Regions from separate parts of the Homo sapiens genome. Here region 2 is linked to region 1. A link is a loop called in an ENCODE intact Hi-C map of the cell type or tissue named here. Cell type or tissue: HepG2. All regions are shown on one strand. Links, peaks and the distances in the headings refer to the core of each region. The heading gives the core; the rest is flanking DNA.

What was found. Peaks named below come from ENCODE experiments on the same cell type or tissue, not always from the same donor. Only the 100,000 strongest peaks of a DNase experiment are listed, where the experiment ranks them.
Region 2: it touches region 1 in a loop (5-fold over the local background); 1 of 110 quality-filtered maps calls a loop at or near these places.

What each region holds. Positions count from the first base shown.
Region 1 is chr22:46,933,674-46,939,053 of GRCh38, forward strand. The region is part of intron 8 of TBC1D22A (TBC1 domain family member 22A); the gene reads left to right. Among named protein-coding and RNA genes, the nearest start is that of TBC1D22A-AS1, 20 kb to the left of the region's middle. RefSeq lists enhancers at 1-82, 616-1,815, 2,182-2,747. In HepG2, for the core only: no CTCF peak of the experiment used is centred there; DNase peaks (open chromatin) are centred at 1,428, 2,228 and 2,858; H3K4me3 peaks cover 2,454 bases.
Region 2 is chr22:46,796,785-46,802,164 of GRCh38, forward strand. TBC1D22A (TBC1 domain family member 22A) reads left to right here. Exons shown (of 13, transcript NM_014346.5): 4 at 660-836. Among named protein-coding and RNA genes, the nearest start is that of TBC1D22A, 37 kb to the left of the region's middle. RefSeq lists an enhancer at 1,533-2,033. In HepG2, for the core only: a CTCF peak has its summit at 1,995 (motif pointing right); DNase peaks (open chromatin) are centred at 1,927 and 4,737.

The sequences.
Region 1 (5,380 bases), core at 202-5,201:
TGCACTCAGATGCGTGTGTTCTCTCTCTGCACTGCCCGGGGCGGGTGTTGACTGCAGCCACGTGGCCCCTGAGCACGGGAAATGTGACCAGCACCACTGAAGGTTCAGTTCTGTTTCATTTTCATTTATTTCAAATTAAGTAGCCACACGTGGCTTGGTTCTGGTCTTGGGAAACACAGCTTTAGTGTGAGAGGAAGCAGAGGTGGGGACAGGGGTGTGGGGATGAGCCAGGCTGAGTTGAGGCTGTGTGGCCAGGTGGTCTCCAGCGTTTAGCCTTTTCACACTTGAGAAAGCTGGACTCCCACTTTGTGGGGTGTGGGAGTTTATATTTGATATGTGCCTTTTAATATTTTCTTTTTTCTATTTGCTTTTCTTGCCATCTTTATCTTCTCGAAAGGAAAAACAAAATGGCACAGGCAAGGCTTTTTGACCCAGTGAATGGGTGAGTTTGCAGACTTTTTATTTCTCATGATCCAAGTAAGGATTTGTAGTTTTCATGATCAAAATTAAATTTTCTCTTTGCAGATAACTAAGGAATCTACTTTACCTTGAAATTTTAAGTACCAGGGAAAAAGGACATGAGAGTTATGTGTTTATCAAAAGTGGAGACACTCAAGTGCGTAGCAGAAGGCACTGGGCTTTGGAGTCCTGGAAACCTCGGTTACATTCTCAGCCTTCGTGCTCTGGGGTGTGTGGTACGCGTGGGCACGCACCCTTTCTCAGTGCCGTAAACTCGGGCCAGTGGGAGTAGTGAGTATCTTGGAGGGTTGTTAGGAAAGTTAAAGACTCCAGTGTGCAGTTGGCTGTCAGCAAATTGCAGCTCCTTTCACTTGCCAGAGAGAGCAGGAGTCTCTCACCATCCCCCAAATCGTCTATACTACTCTTGGGGAAGACTCTTCTTTTTTAGGACTCACTTCATAAGACGGCAAGGACTCTGCCATTGCAGTCCCTTGGCAGTAGTGATGGAGTCCTGAGGGTGAGGCGCGTCCATGCTCTAGCCCGGGGACACGTCACCCACTTCCAGGAAGGGTCTGCTCTAAGTCTGTCTCCTCTCTGGTTCAGTGCAGGGCAATGCGTGCCGCCCCCGCTCAGCGTTGCCTCGAGTGTTGGTGTTACGCTGCTGGAGAGGGAGCAGCTCATGTGAAATATGGTCTGCCCACCCTTCGCCTGTCCAGGGGCCCTCCCTGGGCTCAGGGGCCATCAGCGTGTGGTGGCCACAGCGTTTTCACAAGGCCAGCTTGCCTGGTGAAGGGAGAGGGTGGGGAGGGGAGGTGAGTCTCCTTTAGAAAGCTGTTTGATATCATGGTTAGAGGTTTGGTGGTTTCAGTTAACTTGATTTTCTGTTCAATAGGGGCCTGGGTGTGCTGGGCTTCCTCTGAGTGTCTCATCATGCAGGTTTTCAGGGTGAGTCATCTGTGTGTCAGGCACAGCTGGTCACTGATATGACTCCCCAAGCAATGAAGGCATCAGTAGGTTTCGAAAGTGGCCTTAAGAAGGTACAAGTAATATTACCTCTGATGTCAGCCAAGCAGAGTAGAGTCCAACATTAGCACCTTCTCTCCTGTAGCTCACATTCAGAGGGCTGGGACGAAGCCCCTGTATTTCAGCAAATTAGAAACTTTGGTTGAACATTCAGGACTCTAAGTGATATCCTGGAGTACATGAGAAAAAATGGGAATTCTTGTTAAAAAGTGAGTCAAAAAAATTATAATCCTGAAGTTGCCTCTGGGTTACTGAGTTCGCACAGTGAATTCAGATGCACCCCCACTCCCCCGCAGCCCCTGTCACAAGGGCCGTATGGGCAGTTTGAAAATACAGTTAGAAACCATGAAGCTTCAGAAAGTTCTTGGAAAATGACCAGTCATTAAATGGATTCAAAGCTCGAAGTTTGGGTGACATTTCTCCCTGTGATTCCGTCTCGCCCCCCTCCTTTCCGAGTCTAGGAGTCTTGCAGCGGTCACTTCCCCAGGCGGCTCTGCTGCTGTGCTATGGGCCGTCTGTGGGCTGGAACCAGTTAGACTTCCTCCCTGTCCTTCTATCCCATTCTCTTCCTCAAAGATGCCCGTGTCTCTGTAGCCTTTGCTGTCGCGCTGTCTCCTGGGCCCTCCTCTGAACTCTGAACCCATGTCTCTGTAGCCTTTGCTGTTGTGCTGTCTCCTGGCCCCTCCTCTGAACTCTGACCCCGTGTCTCTGTAGCCTTTGCTGTCGCGCTGTCTCCTGGCCCCTCCTCTGAACTCTGAACCCATGACTCTGTAGCCTTTGCTGTTGTGCTGTCTCCTGGCCCCTCCTCTGAACTCTGAAGCGCTGTGCTTATGCAACTGTTTGCTGTCACTTGATCACTGTCAGCATTGGATTATTCTGTCCTCATCAGCTTTTGAGTTAATGCCAGGCTCTGAGTGCCTCATCCTCAGCACTGTTCCACCTTAGTGGAGAATTTATTAGGTGCCAGAGGGTGCCGGGCATGTGCTGGTCACCTTGACACTCATGGTTCTTTCCTTGAGTTGTCCCCTCACCTGTGATGGCTGTAGGGACTTGTTGCCTTTGCGCTGTGATTGGGTGAGGCCTGGGAGCCTCAGTGTGGTGGGTCCTCCTGGGGCCAGGCTCCTCGCGGTTCTGCACGCCCTCTTCCTGGGGCCAGGCTCCTCGCAGTTCTGCACGCCCTCGTCCTGGGGCCAGGCTCCTCGTGGTTCTGCATGCCCTCGTGGCTCCCCGCACAGCCTCCCTGCTGGGGAGCTTTCAGGATTCCTCCAGAAGCAACTCAGAATATACAGGCAGTGCCCCAAACAGTACATAGCACATCTCTTTAATGAACTGTGCCCGCTGGGGCCTGGGGCCAGGGCCGGCATTCCCATCCTCCTTTGATGATCTCCATTACCAAACAATTTTGGCGGACAGCCTGACAAGCGGAGCGTGAGACAGACTCATGGTAATTATGGATCTTTCTGTCGGATTCTGGACAAGGGCTGTCAGTTAACCGCTCAGGCTCTGCAATGGAGCCCTGAACAAAAGAATCAGGTGTGAACGGGAGCCTCACTCTGCGAGGACACACAGCCCAGTAGGGCAGAAAGTTATTCTTGAGTATTTACCAGGCTGGCAAGGAGCAGTATTTACCCTGCTCTTCGTAAGCCACACTGACCTAGTCTGCAGCAGTTTTAAAGTTTTTAACTCAAAGTAAAAACAAAACTACTCACCAAAAAGCAAACTCACAAAAATAAACGAATGAGACTAGTCTTGGGGACTGAAAATTGTTTCAAAATCTCTAAGTGTACAGCTGTTCTTGAGATTAATGTTTTCAGCTGACAGTCATCATGCTTGGCTTTTTTGTGGGGGGCAGTGACAGATAGGGTTCTTCTGTGGTCTCCTGAGGAGGGCCGCAGGGATTTGCATTCCGGCACAGGTATGCTCTGCGCTTTGCTTTTGTTTTGAAGAAAGGCATAATCTCGTGTCCATTTTAGGATGTTTGAACATTTCAAACTATTTTATAAGGATTGATGTTTTGTGATTTTTATCCTGTTCTTCAAAGAACAAGGAGAAAATCTTATTTTTAAAAAATAGAAGAAAATGCATTCTAGCCTGCAGTTACCACATGGACCCACCGCATCTGTGGGGAATCCAGGATATACAGTTCTGCGCCACATAATGACGTTTCTGTCAACACTGGATGGCGTATACCACAGAACTGTGTGCGAGCTGGAGAATTCCTCTCACCTGGTGACATCATGGCCATTGTAATGTCTTAGCAGCATGCATTAACCACGTGTTTGTGCTGATGCTGGTGTCAACAAACCTACTGCACTGCCGGTCTGTAAGAAATGCAGTTCATAATACTTGATCATGATAGTAAATGACTGTGTTACTGGTTTAAGTGCTTAGTATACTATAATCGTTATTTTAGAATGTAATACTTCTAAAAAAAAAGTTATTTAAAAAAAAAGTTAACTGTAAAACAGCCTCAGGCTGGTCTTTCAGGAGGTATCCAGAAGAAGGCATAGTTATCAGAGGAGACGATAGCTCCCTGTGTGCTGTTGTCCCTGAAGACCTTCCAGTGGGACAAGGTGTGGAGGTGGAATTAATGTGATATTGATGATCCTGTGATATGAATGATCCTGACCCTGTGTAGGCCTAGGCTAATGTGTGTGTTTGTATCTTAGCATTTAACAAAAAAGTTGAAAAAGTAAAAAAAAAAATTAAAGACAGAAAAAAGCTTATAGAATAAGAAAATGAAGAAAAAATAATTTTGGTACAGCTGTACAATGTATCTGAGTTTTAAACTAAGTATTATTATAAAAAAGTCAAGTTAAAAAGTTAATAAAGTAAAAAAGGTACATTAACTAAAGTTCATTTATTACTGATGAAGGAAATTAATAATAATAAATGTCGTGTGGCCTAAGTGCACAGTGCTCGTGAAGTCTCCAGCTGTGCACTGTAATGTCCCAGGCCTCGCAGCCACTCAGCACTCACTCACTGACTCACCCAGAGCAACTTCCAGTCCTGCACGCCCCACTCATGGTAAATGCCTTAGACAGGTGTACAGTTTTTTGTCTTCACTACTTTATCTGTAGTGTACCTTTTCTGTGTTTAGATATGTTTCGATACACAAAAACTGACCTTTGTGTTCATTTGCCCGCAGTATTCACTACAGTAACACGCTGCACAGGTTTGTGGCCCAGGAGCAACAGGCTATACCATATAGCCTAGGTGTGCAGTAGGCTTCGCTCTAGGTGTGTGTAAGTGCACTCTGTGATGTTAACGATGAAATAGACGAGTGATGCATTTCTCAGAATGTGTCCCTGTTAAGCAGTGCATGGCTGCATGATCACATCTTAATGGTATTTTTTTTTATCTTTATCTGGAAACATTTTGCTGTTTTCTCTTTCTTGATATTATTTTATCATTATTAATCAGTTATTTCTCTCTTTTTTTTTTTTTTGAGGTGGAGTCTTGCTCTGTTGCCCAGGCTGGAGTGCAGTGGCACAATCTCAGCTTACTGCATCCTCCACCTCCCGGGTTCAAGCAATTCTCCTGCCTCAGCCTGCAGGGTAGCTGGGATTACAGGCACCTGCCACCATGCCTGGCTAATTTTTGTATTTTTAGTAGAGATGGGGTTTCACCATGTTGGCCAGGCTGGTCTCGAACTCCCGACCTGAGGTGATCCCCCTGCCTCAGCCTCCCAAAATGCTGGGATTACAGGCGTGAGCCACCACAGCTGGCCAGTTATTTCTCACTATGGTAGAAATGGACTAAAATAATAGAATGGGAGAATAAGAGATGGCATCAAGAATCATGTGATAGTGGAATAAACCATATCTTTTATATGATCCTTGAATTTTCTTACTATGTTACCCATATGATTGCATTATCTTCCAAAAAGGTGTGAAAA
Region 2 (5,380 bases), core at 110-5,109, 140 kb before region 1:
CTGCCTGTGGTGGGGTCTGGGAAGGTGCCATCCCTCACCTGTCTGGCTTCCTTTGTTTCCTTGGGATGAGGGTCCCTGTGGGACCTTCCTCCCAGGGCACTGGTGAGACCCAGGAGGGCCAGGCAGGTGGCGGGGTTGGGCACGCTCTTGAGATGGCAGGTGAGAGCCCTCGCAGCGCCCTGGTTCCTGCTGTGTCCCCACTGTTGCCTTCTGTCCTCAGCACCTCTGCAGGCTTTCTCCTTTCCCTCATGGTAACTCACGGGCTTGCCCTCCGCACTCAGGCCTGGCTGACCCGAGGGCACCGTCCTACACAGACCCTCTGGGTCATGTCACCTGGGCAGGCCCTGATCTGCCACCCCAGGCACTGGTGGGAGCCTGACCTCCACACAGCCCGAGGGGCCCTGGAGTTTTCTGGCTGTCATTGTGTTGCTTTTATGCAAGGTGGTCCATTTTGTTGGTGAATAATACTCTGCCAGTGAAGCGAGTGAATTTCAAAGGTGTCAGTTCCATGTTATTGCTCAAGAAACCAAGGTCCCCACTGCTGAGTGATGGGAAGAAGGGACCCATCAGCATTCACAAAGGGACAGTGGCACAGCAAGGAGGAACGTGTAGTCGGGAGGAGCGCCCTCACCCTCACCCCCATTCTCTCACCCCTGCAGAAAGTGCCAGCGATGCCGCCCCTCTGCAGAGGTCCCAGTCTCTCCCACACTCGGCCACCGTCACGCTGGGTGGCACATCTGACCCCAGCACTCTCAGCAGCTCAGCGCTGAGCGAAAGAGAGGCCTCCCGGCTCGACAAGTTCAAGCAGCTGCTTGCCGGCCCCAACACGGACCTTGGTAAGCACCCTGCCCTCTGGAGGACACACACAGACATTTCTTGCTGTTTCTGAAATAGATCACATCTTAAAGGATTCTATGTATGCTTATGTAATGCACACGCGTCCGTGTGTAATTTGCCTTGCAGGAAGGTGATGTTTTCATGTAATATTTTCAAGTCAGTCACTAAGGTAGTAGCAATTTGTGCTTTAGACAAGTTTTGTTAATGTTTTTCCCATGCAATTTGAAAATGTATTTTGCGTTCCTTTTTGTTTTCTTTTTTTAAAATTTGAGACAAGGTCTTACTCTGTTGCCTGGCTGGAGTGCAGTGGTGTGATCATAGCTCACTGCAACCTGGAATTCCTGGGCTCAAGCAATCCTCCTGCCTCAGCTTCCTGAGTATGTGGGACTACAGGATTGTGCCACCATGCTCACCAGATTTTTTAAACAATTTTTTCTACAGATACGGGTCTGCCTGTGTTGCCCAGGCTGGTCTTGAACTCCTAGGCTTAAGAGATCCTCCTGCCTCAGCCTCACAAAGCACTGGGCTTAAGGCGTGATCCACCACGCCTGGCCCATTCTGTTTTCCTGTTGTCCCATTTGCACTCTTTATTATTGCTGCCCTTGGTGAGCCCTTCGAGGCTGGCCAGGTGGACATCCTTGTTCTTGACAGTATTCTGAAGACAGTGGCTCATGGGGGCACAGCGCTGGTGACCATCAACTCAATCTGCTGGTTTTGTACTTTCCTACCATGGGGCTTGCAGTCATCAGAGGGTGACAGGCTGTGAGCCCTGCAAGGGGGCAGGGGTGAGGCTGGGGCAGAGGGGCAGGCCCACAGGGCAGAGCACAGTCACCAGTGTGACTCTTCCTGCGCGAGTTGCTTCCAGGCACACGCAGTGCCCATGTGGACTGCCGTGGCCAGGCTCTGTGGAACGCACTTGCTTTCAGTTCCTCTGGTGGAATTCCTGCTGAATCCACGTCCTTCCTTTCCCTATCTCATCTTTGTGGAGTGCCACTCTGGCTAGGTGTTTGCTAGACGCTGGAGCTCTCGGGAGGACCGGAATGTGGCCTTGGTCATGAGATTGCTTCATTGAGGGGACAAACCTGTATCACACAGTTATGACTGGTGTCACTGTGGCACTCTAAGAGCCAGAGGTGCAACGCCTGGCTTGGCCAGGAGGTGGCGAGTGGCGCACGCGGATGGGCCGCCAGGAGCCACGCAGGAGCCATGCAGGGGCCATATAGGAGCTTGCAGCAGCCGGGCCTTCACGCTCAAGCCCAGGGCAGGGAGAGGGTTTCCGGGCAGAAGCAGCGGTTCAAAGGGCATGGCTGAAGCTGTGTTCTCGAGGCGGGGGAGGGCTCTTGGAAGGTCTCCTGGCTAGAAGGACACAGCTCTGAGTAGAGTTCTCAGAGTGGGTGGTTGTTTCTTCCTTATGTTTGTTTTTTTTTGAAACAGCAACACTTGCATGTGTTATAACATGACACAGCACAGCAGGGTGTATGTGAAAATGAGGCCTGTCCCAGCCCCCACCTTCCCTTCCTTTCCACAGCTCGAGGTGTCTCCTTCCAGCGATGGCCCATGCATCTGTTGTTTTAAACGTTTCGTGTTGATGCAATTCAAACTTGCAGAACAGTTGGCATGAATAGTGCCAACAACTCCCATATGCTCTGTACCCAGAATCACCAATTGTTTACGTTTGCCCATTACCATTCTGCATGTGTGTGCCTGTTTTTGTGTGTATATATACATTTTTTTCCTGAACCATTTGAGAGTCAGTTGGAGATATATCCCTTTACCTCTGAAACCTTCGCTGCATATTTCCTAAGCACAAAGACATTCCCTCAGTATCATCACAGCACAGGGGTCACAATCAGGAAATTTAACGTTGACACAGTACTATTTTAACACTTGTATTATTTTCATCCACAGTCCATAGTCACATTCTGCCAGTTGTCCCAGTAATGTCCTTTCCCTCTTTTTTCTTAGTCCAGACTCCAGTGGGGACCATGCGTTCCATTTGGATGTCACGCCTCTGTCTTCTCCACTAACCTGGCGCAGCAGCTTTGCCGGTCTCTGCATTTCCATCTTGACACTTTAGCAGAGCACGGGCCAGTGATTTTGTGGGATGTCCCTTGGTTTGTGCTTGTCTGATGTTTGCCCACAATGAGATTCTGATTGATAATTTTTGGCAGGAACATCACTGAAGGGATTCGTGTTCTCCTTGGTCATCACAGCGGGGGCACGTGGTGCTGGTGGGTCCTCACGTTGAAGATGTGGACTCCGATCACTTGGTTGAGGTGGCGTCTGCCAGCTCTTTCCACTGAAGAGCTCCCCTTTTTCCTTTGGTGATGAAGTGCTCTGTAGAGAGATGCTCTGGGGTCTGTGCATTTCTACAGTGTATTTCTTTGTCCCCTTGCACGGCAAGGCAGTTGTGCACCTCACTTTTTAAGGGAATGATACATTTTCCCATGGCGTACGTGGAGAACCGCCTTAGTCTTTAGAGTGCCCTGTAACATGCCATCCTATGGATTTCCCCCGACTTGACTGCACCAGCCCCTGCGGTTGGGCAGCGGGTTATTCCTAACTTGCTATTATTACAAACAACTTGAGAACGTTTCTTCAGGCGCCTGAACCTCCTTCTGTGATGGTGACACAGAGCATCCCTAGCCATGGGTGAGGCGAGAAGGCAGTGTGGGGGATGGGTCTGTGAGTTCGCCTAGAGCACCAGGTGTGGAGGTGTCACCCACCAAGACAGGAGATAAAGGTAGATCGTGCTTACGGGAGTCTAGTCTTGTAGTTGACGTACCCATCTTGGCCACTTCCTCTTCTAGCATGCCAGTGCCCCTTCTCTGCTGGCTCTCCTGCCTCCAGGGTGGTGTGGAGATTCAGAACCACGTTGCACCTGGGAGAGTGGGTCCTGGAGCCGGGCTGCCTGTGTGGAGAGCTGGCTCCACTGGTTACTCGCCACGTGACCTTGAGCCAGCTTGGTGATGATCCTGCTCTCAGAGTTCTTGTTTGCGTGATAGACATGATGAAAGCGGTGCTCATTTTGCAGTTTAAATGAGATAGTACATATGACATGCTTAACAGAGTGCCTAGCACATACTAAACACTCAAAAATGTTAGTTATTTTTATGGTTGTTGTTACGTTCATTTGAACTGGCCTTTTTATCTTCTCACTTGATTTTTGTGCTATTGACGTATATGGTCACTTTTGTGGTCATTGACGAGTCAAGGACTTACAGATGTTTTCCTGGTTGTGTCCTGTGGTTTCCAGCAGTAGGCAGGTGGAGGAGAGACAGCTGGTGAAAGCAAGATTTGCCTGATGGGAACCCTGTGCTGGGTCAGGCTCTGAGTACCCACCTGGAGCATTCTGGAGGACTTTGTAATTGAACCAACTTTTGGAAATTAAAATCACACTTAAAAGTAAAGCTTTCAAGACTTGTAGGAAGATGGGAGTATGTAGGGCTAGATTTTAGCACGTAAAAATCAAGTATTTTGTTAGGTTGAGGGGACTGTGGGTTTTTTTCTTTCTTTATAATTCTATGTAAATATCAAATCTAAAACCAAAAAGCTAAATGCAGAGCTTTCAAAGTTAAACGATGACTGCATTTGTATTTAGTAGCAAGAGAAAACATCGCCAGTAAATTGCCTGTTTTTATAAGGCAGTTAAGATAGCTTTGGAAGACAGTGGAATGTACTTTCTTCACATTACATGAAAGACGTAAGTGGCAAATATTTGCCAATGTTGGAGAAGCAAATCACTGATGTGAGAAGTGCCTACAGAAATGAGTCTACCTGCTGAATATCATTCTGTCCAGCGGAGTGCTGTTTTTCTTTGTTTAGCTTACGCTCTGTTATGAGCCTGGGGATGAAAGTAGCAAATAGAACTTAATAGCTCATTTTACTCTTAGCATTGGCTCAATATTTACTCACACAAAGACTGCCTGCTTTGAAGCCCCGGAAAATGACACTCAAGTTGGTCACATGTATCTGGTGAATGGTAGTGCGATTTGGTAACATGTAGAACACGCAGTTTCCTGAGGACCGTCTAGGGCCTGCCTCGCAGCAGTGGGGCCTCGGAGGGCAAACTGTGTGTGGAGCTCAGCTCTGGCCCTCAAGGCTTTCGAACGGTAGGACAGAAGGCACGACGACCCGTCCGTCAAGGAGTGGGGCCAGGCCACGGCTGTGTTCCACTTCCCCTGAGGGGTGACCATCCAGTCTAGGCTTTATGAGAGCGTGCTGATAGATGGAGGTCAGCGGGAGAGGGTGTTTTGGGGGTTGGGAGGGCATGAACAGAAGTTTGGAGCCGTACACCTTGGCAGCACTAATACGAGTAGATGCCCCCTTGGTGTCCGTGGCTCTAGGGCAGCCGTGAAGGGGCCTGGGCCCTTGGTGACAGGAGGAAGCAGGTGCGGCCTTGGAGTAGGCCCTCAGTGTGATGGCTGGCCGTGTCCTTACTCATGAAGTGGCTCAACCTACCTGTTTCGTCAGCTGTAGAGGGAGCATGAGACCTGCCCTGCAGGGTCCTCGTGAAGGTCAGTGGGAATTTATGTAGAGTCAC